Linked DNA regions of Homo sapiens: all the other regions are linked to region 3. The links are chromatin contacts, found by Hi-C or POLR2A ChIA-PET in ENCODE. All regions are on one chromosome and are shown on one strand. Each heading gives the region's core, a stretch centred on a gene start or an enhancer-like site at or near the end of the contact. The rest is flanking DNA. Distances are from core to core; before and after follow the strand shown.

Evidence for each region. Hi-C counts contacts between places; a loop is a spot of excess contacts on that map. ChIA-PET counts read pairs that join two places held with the same protein, here RNA polymerase II (POLR2A). Pooled maps may share reads with other maps.
Region 1: a loop to region 3 is called in a map with no recorded cell type, with 10 times the contacts of the local background. The contact joins two enhancer-like sites. A Hi-C loop is called at or near these places in 1 of 168 maps with a recorded cell type or tissue (posterior vena cava), 1 of 37 single-sample maps with no recorded cell type and 5 of 50 pooled maps. POLR2A ChIA-PET finds 5 or more read pairs at or near these places in 3 of 52 experiments (A673, WTC11 and activated B cell).
Region 2: a map of heart right ventricle shows a loop between it and region 3 (2.1-fold over the local background). The contact joins two enhancer-like sites. A Hi-C loop is called at or near these places in 4 of 168 maps with a recorded cell type or tissue (HCT116, MCF 10A, PC-9 and 1 more) and 8 of 50 pooled maps. POLR2A ChIA-PET finds 5 or more read pairs at or near these places in 4 of 52 experiments (BJ, H1, HEK293 and 1 more).

What each region holds. Positions count from the first base shown.
Region 1 is chr19:17,995,806-17,999,228 of GRCh38, forward strand. It overlaps KCNN1 (potassium calcium-activated channel subfamily N member 1), which reads left to right. Exons shown (of 10, transcript NM_001386974.1): 10 at 2,347-3,423. The coding sequence ends at 2,601. Among named protein-coding and RNA genes, the nearest start is that of ARRDC2, 11 kb to the right of the region's middle. RefSeq lists an enhancer at 981-1,482 and a silencer at 1,097-1,346. Within about 2 kb of position 2,011, at least 4 of the 41 ENCODE cell types and tissues checked have a DNase peak (open chromatin) inside an H3K27ac peak, as active enhancers do.
Region 2 is chr19:17,577,878-17,581,319 of GRCh38, forward strand. COLGALT1 (collagen beta(1-O)galactosyltransferase 1) reads left to right here. Exons shown (of 12, transcript NM_024656.4): 9 at 80-212; 10 at 1,605-1,732; 11 at 2,822-3,028; 12 at 3,300-3,442. Among named protein-coding and RNA genes, the nearest start is that of COLGALT1, 24 kb to the left of the region's middle. RefSeq lists enhancers at 2,019-2,228, 2,063-2,357. Within about 2 kb of position 1,979, at least 4 of the 41 ENCODE cell types and tissues checked have a DNase peak (open chromatin) inside an H3K27ac peak, as active enhancers do.
Region 3 is chr19:17,775,162-17,778,286 of GRCh38, forward strand. It overlaps FCHO1 (FCH and mu domain containing endocytic adaptor 1), which reads left to right. Exons shown (of 29, transcript NM_015122.3): 15 at 295-352; 16 at 822-1,000; 17 at 1,086-1,110; 18 at 1,474-1,525; 19 at 2,976-3,067. Among named protein-coding and RNA genes, the nearest start is that of B3GNT3, 18 kb to the right of the region's middle. RefSeq lists an enhancer at 1,266-1,605. Within about 2 kb of position 1,515, at least 3 of the 41 ENCODE cell types and tissues checked have a DNase peak (open chromatin) inside an H3K27ac peak, as active enhancers do.

The sequences.
Region 1 (3,423 bases), core at 761-3,260, 220 kb after region 3:
GAACTCCTGACTTCAAGTAATCCACCTGCCTTGGCCTCCCAAAGTGCTGGGATTACAGGCATAAGCCACTGTGCCCGGCCTCATATAAGTTTTGACGCCCCCTCACCCCAAATTTAACTACTGATAGCCTACCATTGACCAAAAGCCTTACTGATAAACAGTTGATTCACATATATTTTGTGTATATATACTGTATTCTTACAGTAAGGTATGGTAGAGAAAGGAAAATATTAAGAAAATCAGGCCAGATGCAGTGGCTCATGCCTGTAATCCTAGCACTTTGGGAAGTTGAGGAGGGGGGATCACTTGAGCTCAGGAATTCAAGACCAGCCTGGGCAACATGGCAAAACTCCATTGCTACAAAAAAAAAAAAAAAAAAATAGAAAAATTAGCAGGAGGCTGAGGTGGGAGGATCACTTGAGCCTGGGAGGTAAAAGCTGCAGTCAGCTGTGACTGTACCACTGCACTCCAGTCTGGGAGACAGAGCAAGACTCTGTCTCTAAAAAATAAAATTTTAAGCCTGGGTGTAGTGGCTCATCCCTGTAATCCCAGCACCTTGGGAGGCAAAGGTGGGCGGATCACCTGAGGCCAGGAGTTCAAGACCAGCCTGGCCAACATGGTGAAACTTTGTCTCCACTAAAAATACAAAAATTAGCCGGGTGTGGTAGCGGGCACCTGTAATCTCAGCTACTTGGGAGGCTGAGGCAGGAGAGTCGCTTGAACCCAGGAGGTGGAGGTTGCAGTGAGCCGAGATCATGCCTCTGCACTCCAGCCTAGACAACAAGAGCGAGACTTCGTCTCAAAAATAAAAATAAAAATAAAAATTTTAAACCTCAGAAAAGACTAAAAAGAACCACCTGAAGGCTGGACACTGCTCTGGCCTCCAGATGTCACCCTCTGGCTCTAGGGACTGTGGTGCCTGAGAGAGGCCAGGGTAAGGTCAGTGGTGCTAGGAGGGGAGGCCCCCACAAGGTGTTTGCACTCGGAGTGGGGTCTGCCTTGCACTGATGGAGGGAAAAGGGTAGGGGGCACAGTGGAGGAAGCTGGGAGGAAGAGGCTGGGTGTGAGAGGACAGAGGAGCTGGGGTGGGCACCTCGTCCTGTCCTGTCTTCCTTCCACCACTGCCTCCATCCTCCCACGGAGGCCGCCGCGGGGTGGCAAACCGGTGTCCTGACCCAGCTGCGCTCAGAGCCGTGGAGTGATGTTCTAGTGCCACCTGGTGGCCAGAGTGGTGTCTGCACCCAGGACTGTCCCTGCCTGGCCGGCCTCCCCTGCCCATAGGGGGACAGTGCCAGAACCGGGCAGTTGAGGTGGTAGGGATGCCCCACTGGCTGCTGTAACAGTAATTGTGGCTGTCGTGTTCCCAGTCTGTGATTGCGTCAGATTCTCAGGGCAGTCACCTTCGTCATTAGACCCCTGTCCCCTCCCCAGCCTAATGGGAGGGGTGGCAGTTCACGACTGAACAGGGTCCCCCCTCCTCTTCTTCCTAGGCAGCCATGTCCCCACGCTCCTGCTGTTCCCCAGCCTGGAGCAACGTCAGCCCCAAACATCCCCCAGGTCTGTGGGTACCACTTGAGCACTGCCTGTGGCTATGTGTGCCCTGTGGCCACTAGACCCCCAGGGCAGCTCTGGGCATGTCCCCCCACCCCAGAACCTCACTAGGCCTTTCCCAGGCCTGCCAGCCCTGAGCTTGGCTTGCTTGCTTTCTTTTTCTTGAGACGGATTTTCCCTCTTGTCACTCAGGCGCACTGAAACCTCCACCTCCTGGGTTCAAGTGATTCTCCTGCCTCATCCCCCCCGAGTAGCGGGGATTACAGGTGCCCGCTACCACATCCGGCTAATTTTTGTATTTTTAGTGGAGACAAAGTTTCACCATGTTGGCCAGGCTGGTCTCAAACTCCTGACCTCAGGCGATTCGCCTGCCTCGGCCTCCCAAAGTGCTGGGATTACAGGCGTGAGCCACCACAACCAGCTGAGCTTGGCATTTAAGACCTGTCTTTTAGGCTGGGCGCCTCCCGGAAAGAGGAGGTTGTAATGAGCCGAGATTGGGCCACTGCACTCCAGCATAGGTGACGGAGGGAGTCTCTGTCTCAAAGAAAAAAAAAAAAAAGAGAGAAAGAAAAGACCAGTCTCTCCCCTCATCCACTCTCCAATCCTTCCCTGGGCCCAGCAAGGGACCTCTGGGGCTGGGGGTATCCTCCCAGCCACCCCTCACACGGGCCCCATTAGTGGCTGGCACCCACCTGGAGCGTGTGGGCTGTCCCTCTCTGTCATTGGTGTCGTGGTATCGTCCTTTCCTCTCTCACTCAGCGGCGCCTCTCTCCTGCCCCTCTCTGTCTCCCGCAGACCCAGACCGTCATGTACGACCTTGTATCGGAGCTGCACGCTCAGCACGAGGAGCTGGAGGCCCGCCTGGCCACCCTGGAAAGCCGCTTGGATGCGCTGGGTGCCTCTCTACAGGCCCTGCCTGGCCTCATCGCCCAAGCCATACGCCCACCCCCGCCTCCCCTGCCTCCCAGGCCCGGCCCCGGCCCCCAAGACCAGGCAGCCCGGAGCTCCCCCTGCCGGTGGACGCCCGTGGCCCCCTCGGACTGCGGGTGACGGCCCTGCCCGCCACCAGACCCCTAAATCTTGGCCATCGTGTGGCCGCCACCTCCGGGAAGCCTTGTACAGTGGCGCCTCTTGGAGTTCAAGAAGCCAACGCTGAGTCAGGCTGAGTGGACTGAGGCCTGCCCCGCCCAGACTGCCCAGGCAGAGGGCAGGGCTGGACCATGGGTGAGGGCAGGGGAGCCCGGAGCTTCCTCTGGTCACCTGGTCCCCCGACTCTCCCCAGGCCCCCGGTGGGCATGGAGCAGCCCGGGGAGGGGTCCGTGCTGGTTCTGAATAAAGCAGGACCCGCCTAGTGGCTGCCTGTGTGCATGGCTGGAAGGCACTGGTGATGTCCCAGGAGGTAGACCTCCAGCCCTGGGTACCAAGATGAATGTGGGAATCAGAAAAACCTGTTCCCATCACCGGCCTAGCCTAGAATCCTAGCCTAGAAGCCCTCTCTCCCTCTGGGCTGGAGCTCAGTGAGGGACAACTCTCTAGGGACACCTGTACCAGCCCCACCTGGCGCTGAGATCCCTCAGACAGCATGGCCCAGCCCTGGCCAGAAGCATCGCTCCCCTTCAACCAACCGCGTTGATGGACACCCACTGTGTGCCAGGCCCCAGCGGGGCCCATGGGGGAGGTGACCTGGGTGAGGAAGGTCATTTGGGTTTTTGTGAGATTTGTATTGAGCACCTGCTGTCTACAGAGAATGTGATGATGTCAATTACCACACTGATTCCTCATCAGAACTTGACCATGGTGGGATGGGGGGGAAACTGAGGCCCAGAGAGGTGAATCTACCTACCTGGGACCACACTGCGAGGAAGGATGGTG
Region 2 (3,442 bases), core at 729-3,228, 200 kb before region 3:
GGGGTGGTGGAATGGCCGGGGATGGCAGAATGGCAGGCAGGGTGAACCTTCTTCGTGACCCTCTCCTCCTCCTCTCCAGAGCCATGAACACCAGCCAGGTGGAGGCGCTGGGGATCCAGATGCTGCCTGGCTACCGGGACCCCTACCACGGCCGGCCCCTCACCAAGGGTGAGCTGGGCTGCTTCCTGAGCCACTACAACATCTGGAAGGAGGTGTGTCCTGAGTGATGGGCGGGGCCAGAGTTATGACTCTAGATCTCATCGGAGATTTGGACGGGAAAGGGGTTGAAAGAGTTCCCCAAAGCCCCGGCTAGGCATCCAGCCTCAGCCATGGGACCCATGGCCTCTCTTTAGTGAATGATGCGCCACACCAGCTGTATCACCCCCAGGTGTACCTGCCATCCTTCCATTGCGCAAATGTGGAAACTGAGCCTGGGGGTAGGGGTGAGCCCTTTTGAGCAGCAGGTGGTGTCTGGGGCCTGGGACCTGTAAACAAATCCTCATTACTCCCAGCCTGGTCTCTGTGCTTGATGTTTAGTACTAGAAGTCATGGCCACAGAGCCACTTTAAACCAGCACCTGCCCAGTGCTGCTGGGGGCACTCACCAGCCCAGGCATCCTCATCCACCCTCAGAGGGAGAGGCTGTGATTGGAGGAGGGTGTCTGACTAGGCTTCGAACTTGGGCCATCAGGGCCGGGCATGGTGGCGCACACCTGTGGTCCCAACTATTTGGGAGGCTAAAGTGGGAGAGTGGCTTGAGCCCAGGAGTTAAGGCTGCAGTCAGCCAAGATCGTGCCACTGCACTGCAGACTGGACAGCAGAGCAAAACCGTGTCTCAGAAAAAAGAAAAATGGCTGGGCGTGGTGGCTCATGCCTGTAATCTCAGCACTTTGGGAGGCCGAGGCAGGCGGATCACCTTAGGTCAGGAGTTCAAGACCAGCCTGGCCAACATGGTGAAACCTAGACTCTACTAAAAATACAAAAATTATCTGGGTGTGGTGGTGGGCACCTGTAATCCCTCTACTTGGGAGACTGAGGCAGGAGAATCACTTGAACCCAGGAGGCAGAGGTTGCAGTGGGCTGAAATCATGCCATTGCACTCCAGCCTGGGCGACAAGAGTGACACTCCATCTCAAAAAAAGAAAAATAAAATCCGGGCGTAGTGGCACATGCCTGTAATCCCAGCTGCTCAGGAGGCTGAGGCAGAATTACTTGAACCTGGGAGGCGGAGGTTGCAGTTGAGATCGTTCCACTGCACTCCAGCCTGGGCGACAGGGCGAGACTCCGTCTCAAAAAAAAAAAAAAAGAAAAAGAAAAGAAAAACTTGTTATCGAATGTGAAGCCAAATGGGGGTGTGCGGCTGCAAGGCGGGAGGTGCATGAGGCGTGGGCATTTGAGGGGCTGGGAGGCCTTTCTCTTCTGAGATCCATTATGGACGGCAGAGGGCAGAGGTTTGGATGTCCAGATGTCCCTGGAGCTAGGAGAGGCAGGGAGATGCACTGGCTTCTCTACGGGTCTTTCAAACCTTCTCAAAGCAAAGCTCTGTGCTTTAGGGTCAGGCCTGGCCTTGGCCTCCCTGTGATGTGGCGGGGCTTCCTCCCTCAGGTGGTGGACCGGGGGCTGCAGAAATCGCTTGTGTTTGAGGATGACCTGCGTTTTGAGATCTTCTTCAAGAGACGTCTGATGAACCTCATGCGGGATGTGGAGCGGGAGGGCCTGGACTGGGACCTCATGTGAGTGGGGGTCTGAGGATGGGGTGAAGCTGGGGCCTGGGGCAAGGCCAGGACTTAGAGGTGGGGGTGGGGGCAGGGTGGAGCTGGGACCTGGGGATGGGTCATGGCTTAGAGGCGGGGCTTGAAGGTGGGGTGGAACTGGAGCCTAGGTACATGGCCAGGGCTTAGAGGTGGGGCTGGGAGGCGGAGTGGAGCTGAATCCTACGGGCGTGGCCACAGCGCTGCAGCTGAGCCTAGAGCCTGTATGTCTGGGTGTGGTCAGGGTGGCAGGCGTGGCCAACCCTTGGAAGCGTAGCAGGAGGGCTCACGTGGTTCCTGGGCCTGAAGGCACTGTCAGGGCTGTAGCCTATAGGGAAGGGCGTTGGAAGGATCACCCAGAACTCAAGGGACCTGGCCGGAAGCCTGCAGGCTTGGTCAAGGCTTAGAGACTTGACTGAGGCCTGTGGAGGTGGATGTGGCTAAAATTTGACCGGGCAGCCTGTGGGCGTGGCTGAAGAGCATGGGGGTGTGGTCAGAGCTGGAGGTGTGGCCGAAGAGTGTGGGGGCGTGGCCAGGGCGCCTGGTCTTAGACAAGCCCCTGGATGGGAGTGCCACCAACATGTTTCCAGCACTGGAGCCGTCCTTCTCTTCTGTAAGTGGGCTGGTTTGTCCTCTCCCTTCCTCCATCTCTTTTTTCCCTTCCATGTGCAGTGCCCTAATCTGCATTCTGGGAACACTGCCCCATGTGAATAGTAACTGCACCCCTCCATTCCTGACTGCCCCCCCATCAGGGCACCTCGCCCACCTCCACCCCCACTGTCCTCTGAACTCAGAGCAGCTTCAGCCTCAGAGAACGTCTGCGTGATCCTGCTCTCCCCAGCTCCAGATCCTCCATGGCTCCCTCACGCCCTTTGGAAAAACTCACTCTTCTCCCCCATGACCGCCAGACCCCTGGGCTCCTGCATTCACTCCATCCAGTCACAGAGCTCTGCAAACATGCTGAGCCTGCTCCCATCCCAGGACCTGACGGGGTAACTAGATCCCTGGCTTTCTGGGCAAGCTCCCTCCGGAGGGCGGGAGGAGAGTGACAGGCCCGATCTTGCACCCCAGCTATGTGGGCCGGAAGCGGATGCAGGTGGAGCACCCCGAGAAGGCTGTGCCTCGCGTGAGGAACCTGGTGGAGGCCGACTATTCCTACTGGACCCTGGCCTACGTGATCTCCCTGCAAGGCGCCCGCAAACTGCTGGCTGCTGAGCCGCTCTCCAAGATGCTGCCTGTGGACGAGTTCCTGCCCGTCATGTTCGACAAACACCCAGTGTGAGAGGGGCAGGCGGCTGCTGGGCTGGGGTTTCACGGTGGGTCTGTCCTGGGAGAATGGGGATGTGAGACTCACGGCCTCCGAGAAGATGTCTCTTCTTTTGCCTACTTCTCCCTCCGTTTGCCCCCTCGCAGATCTGTCTCCATTTGTATCCCCTGCACACTTACGTTTTAATCTGTCCCCGCTGACTTCTTCACCCCCAATTTTTCCTCCAGCTGTCCCGTCCCCTGAAGCCATTGCTGCCCCTCACTCCCCTCCTCCTCCCCCCAGGTCCGAGTACAAGGCCCACTTCTCCCTCCGCAACCTGCATGCCTTCTCTGTGGAGCCGCTGCTCATCTACCCCACACACTACACAGGAGACGATGGCTATGTGAGTGACACCGAGACCTCAGTCGTATGGAACAATGAGCACG
Region 3 (3,125 bases), core at 265-2,764:
TACTGGAAACTAAAGAGCCGAGATTGAGGGGCGGGCTGGAGCCTGGGGGCTGGGTTCATATCCCACCTCAGCTGCAAAGTCCCATGGACTACGTGGGTGTGAATAATGTCCCTGCCGAAGCTCAGTTTGTCCCAGGAACCTGCCCACACACCCAGGGAAGACAGTCGTTGCCATCAGGGTTGGTTTTGAGGTCTGAGTCAAGGCCTGGGGGCAGGGCGGGGGGCGGTTGGCAGGGTGAGATGGAAGGTTCGATAGTGGGGCGCCTGACTCACTGCTGCCCCCTGACTCCCCTAGACATGTCCAGAGGTGGATGAAGAAGGTTTCACTGTCCGGCCTGATGTGACCCAGAACAATATCCTTCTGGCACCCCCTGGGGGCAGTTGTTGGCACAGCAAGGACAAAATTCTCCGTAATAACCAGTCCACCTTCAGCAGTCCTCTCTGTGTACATCCTGGAGAGAGTCTCCTTTGTGGATGAAGCCAACCTAAATGTAAACACCCACTCTATGGGGTCAGCACTGGGCAAGAGGGAGAGAGAAAAGGAGATCTAGCAGGGCTTCCTGGAGGAGGGGGCACCAGTGTTGGGGTTTTGCAGCCGAATAGGAGTTTGCCAGTTAGTTCTGGGCATGCTTGTGCAAAGGCTTCTCGGGGGGGGTGGGAGTGCTGGTGGGACATGGTGTCAGGACTGAAGGTGGCGCGTGGTGAGCGATGGGATTGGGCAGGACCTCGAAGGGTTTGAGCAGGGAGGGACGAGGCTGGATTGGAGAGCTGACTGGGGGAAAGCTTGTGTTGGGATTGGCTTGGACCTTGACTGCAGCCCACGCACGGCCGAGCCCTCCCGTTTCTCGTCCAGCGACTCCGACTTCGACGATGAAGAGCCCCGCAAGTTCTATGTGCACATCAAGCCTGCCCCGGCCCGGGCTCCAGCCTGCAGCCCCGAGGCAGCAGCGGCACAGCTCAGGGCCACCGCGGGCAGCCTCATCCTTCCTCCTGGCCCAGGGGTGAGGCGTGGGAGGGGTGCCCTGGGTGTTGCTAGAGAGGCTGGCTGGATGCATTCGTGTGTGATGTTGCCCACTTTGTCCACAGGGCACCATGAAACGCCATTCTTCACGTGAGTAGCCTTTGGTCTTCAGAGTGGGGAGGATCCTAAGGAAGGGAGGCTATGGGTTTGGGCTTGAATCATAACTCCGTTTTGTAACTTTGGGCAGGCTGCTTAACCACACTGACCTTCAGTCTCCTTTTCTGTAAAATGAGGTCATTATGAAATTAAGTGAGAGCTGAAAGGGGTAGCTGGGGCCAGGAGAAGCTAGCATCTGGAGACAGGCTCGCTTAGGCTTGAATCCATGTCTGCCTGATTTGCTGATCACCTTGGGCAACTGGCTGGACACCCCCGAGCCTCGGTCCCTTGGTCTGTGGAGTGGGGAGCATTGCAGGCAGGGTGACAAGAAGGCTGAAGGAGGTGCATCTCTTGTAGGGGACGCTGCTGGGAAACCCCAGAGACCTCGGTCTGCCCCCAGAACCAGCAGGTGGGTTCCACACGAGTGGGCAGGTGGGGGCTGTCCCCACCTCCTCCCTCCACCTCCCCATGTCTCCGCCTGGTGTTCTCTTGTCCCGGCTGGGAGTTGACGTCATGCTGGGGTTTTTTTGTTTTTGTTTTTGTTTTGAGACAGAGTCTCACTCTGTCACCCAGGCTGGAGTGCGATTTCAGCTCACTGCAACCTCCACCTCCTGAGTTCAAGCGATTTTCATGCCTCAGCCTCCTAAGTAGCTGAGATTACAGGCACCCACCACCACGCCCAGCTAACTTTTGTATTTTTAGTAGAGACAGGGTTTCACCATGTTGGCCCGGCTGGTCTCGAACTCCTGACCTCAAGTGATCTGCCCACCTCGGCTTGCCAAAGTGCTGGGATTACAGGCATGAGCCCTTGTGCCTGGCCCATGCTGGCTTTTGAGGGACCATTTAGTCATTCATTTGATGAACATTTATTGAGTGCCTGCTGTGTACCTGTGCTGTTCTAGGGTCTGGGTTCTGAGACAGGTCTCCCTTCTCAGAGTCACATTCTAGTGACTCCAGATTTTAAGAATAGCAAATAGGGCCAGGCGTGGCGGCTCACGCCTGTAATTCCAGCACTTTGGGAGGCCAAGGCAGGCGGATCACCTGAGGTCGAGAGTTCGAGACCAGCCTGACCAACATAAAGAAACCCCATCTCTACTAAAAATACAGCATTAGCCAGGCATGGTGGCACATGCCTGTAATCCCAGCTATTCGAGAGGGTGAGGCAGGAGAATCGCTTGAACCTGGGAGGCGGAGCTTGCAGTAAGCCACTGTTGTGCCATTGCATTCCAGCCTGGGCAGCAAGAGGAAACTCCGTCTCAAAAAAAAAAAAAAAAAAAAAAAAAAAGCAAATAAGTTAGAGCATATTCGATACTTCTAAGTGCTACGAAGAAACTAAAGCAGATGACGCGAAGACAGGAGGAGGTGACTTCCCTTGAGGTGGGGTTGGGAACCTCCCTGAGGGGGTGACTTGGAGCTAAGCCCCAAAGAGGAGCTAGGAGGTGACTGTGAAGAGAGCTGGGGAAATGGAACTCCAGACTGGGAACAGGCTGCACACAGTGGCTCACACCTGCAATCCCAGCACTGGCCAAAGCAGCCAGATCACTTGAGGTCAGGAGTTTGGGATCAGGCTGGCCAGCATGGTAAAACCCCGTCTCTGCTAAAAATACAAAAATTAGCCGGGCATGGTGGCAGGTGCCTGTAATCCCAGCTACTCTGGAGGCTGAGGCAGGAGAATCGCTTGAACGCAGGAAGCGGAGGTTGCAGCAAGCTGAGATCGTGCCACTGCACTGCAGCCTGGCCGACAGAGCAAGACTCCGTCTCAAAAAAAAAAAAGACTGGGAACAGCATGTGCAAAGGCCCCAGGGTGGGATGAGGCTTGGGAAAAATAGAAGCAGCCCTCTTGGCCTCACCCTCTCTAGCTGTGCAGAGAGATTGCAGTCAGAGGAGCAGGTGTCCAAGAACCTCTTTGGGCCGCCCCTGGAGTCAGCCTTTGACCACGAAGATTTTACAGGTGATGGGGATAAGGGATTGGAGGGCATGGGTGTGGCCGGAGGGAGGTTGGGTGGGGC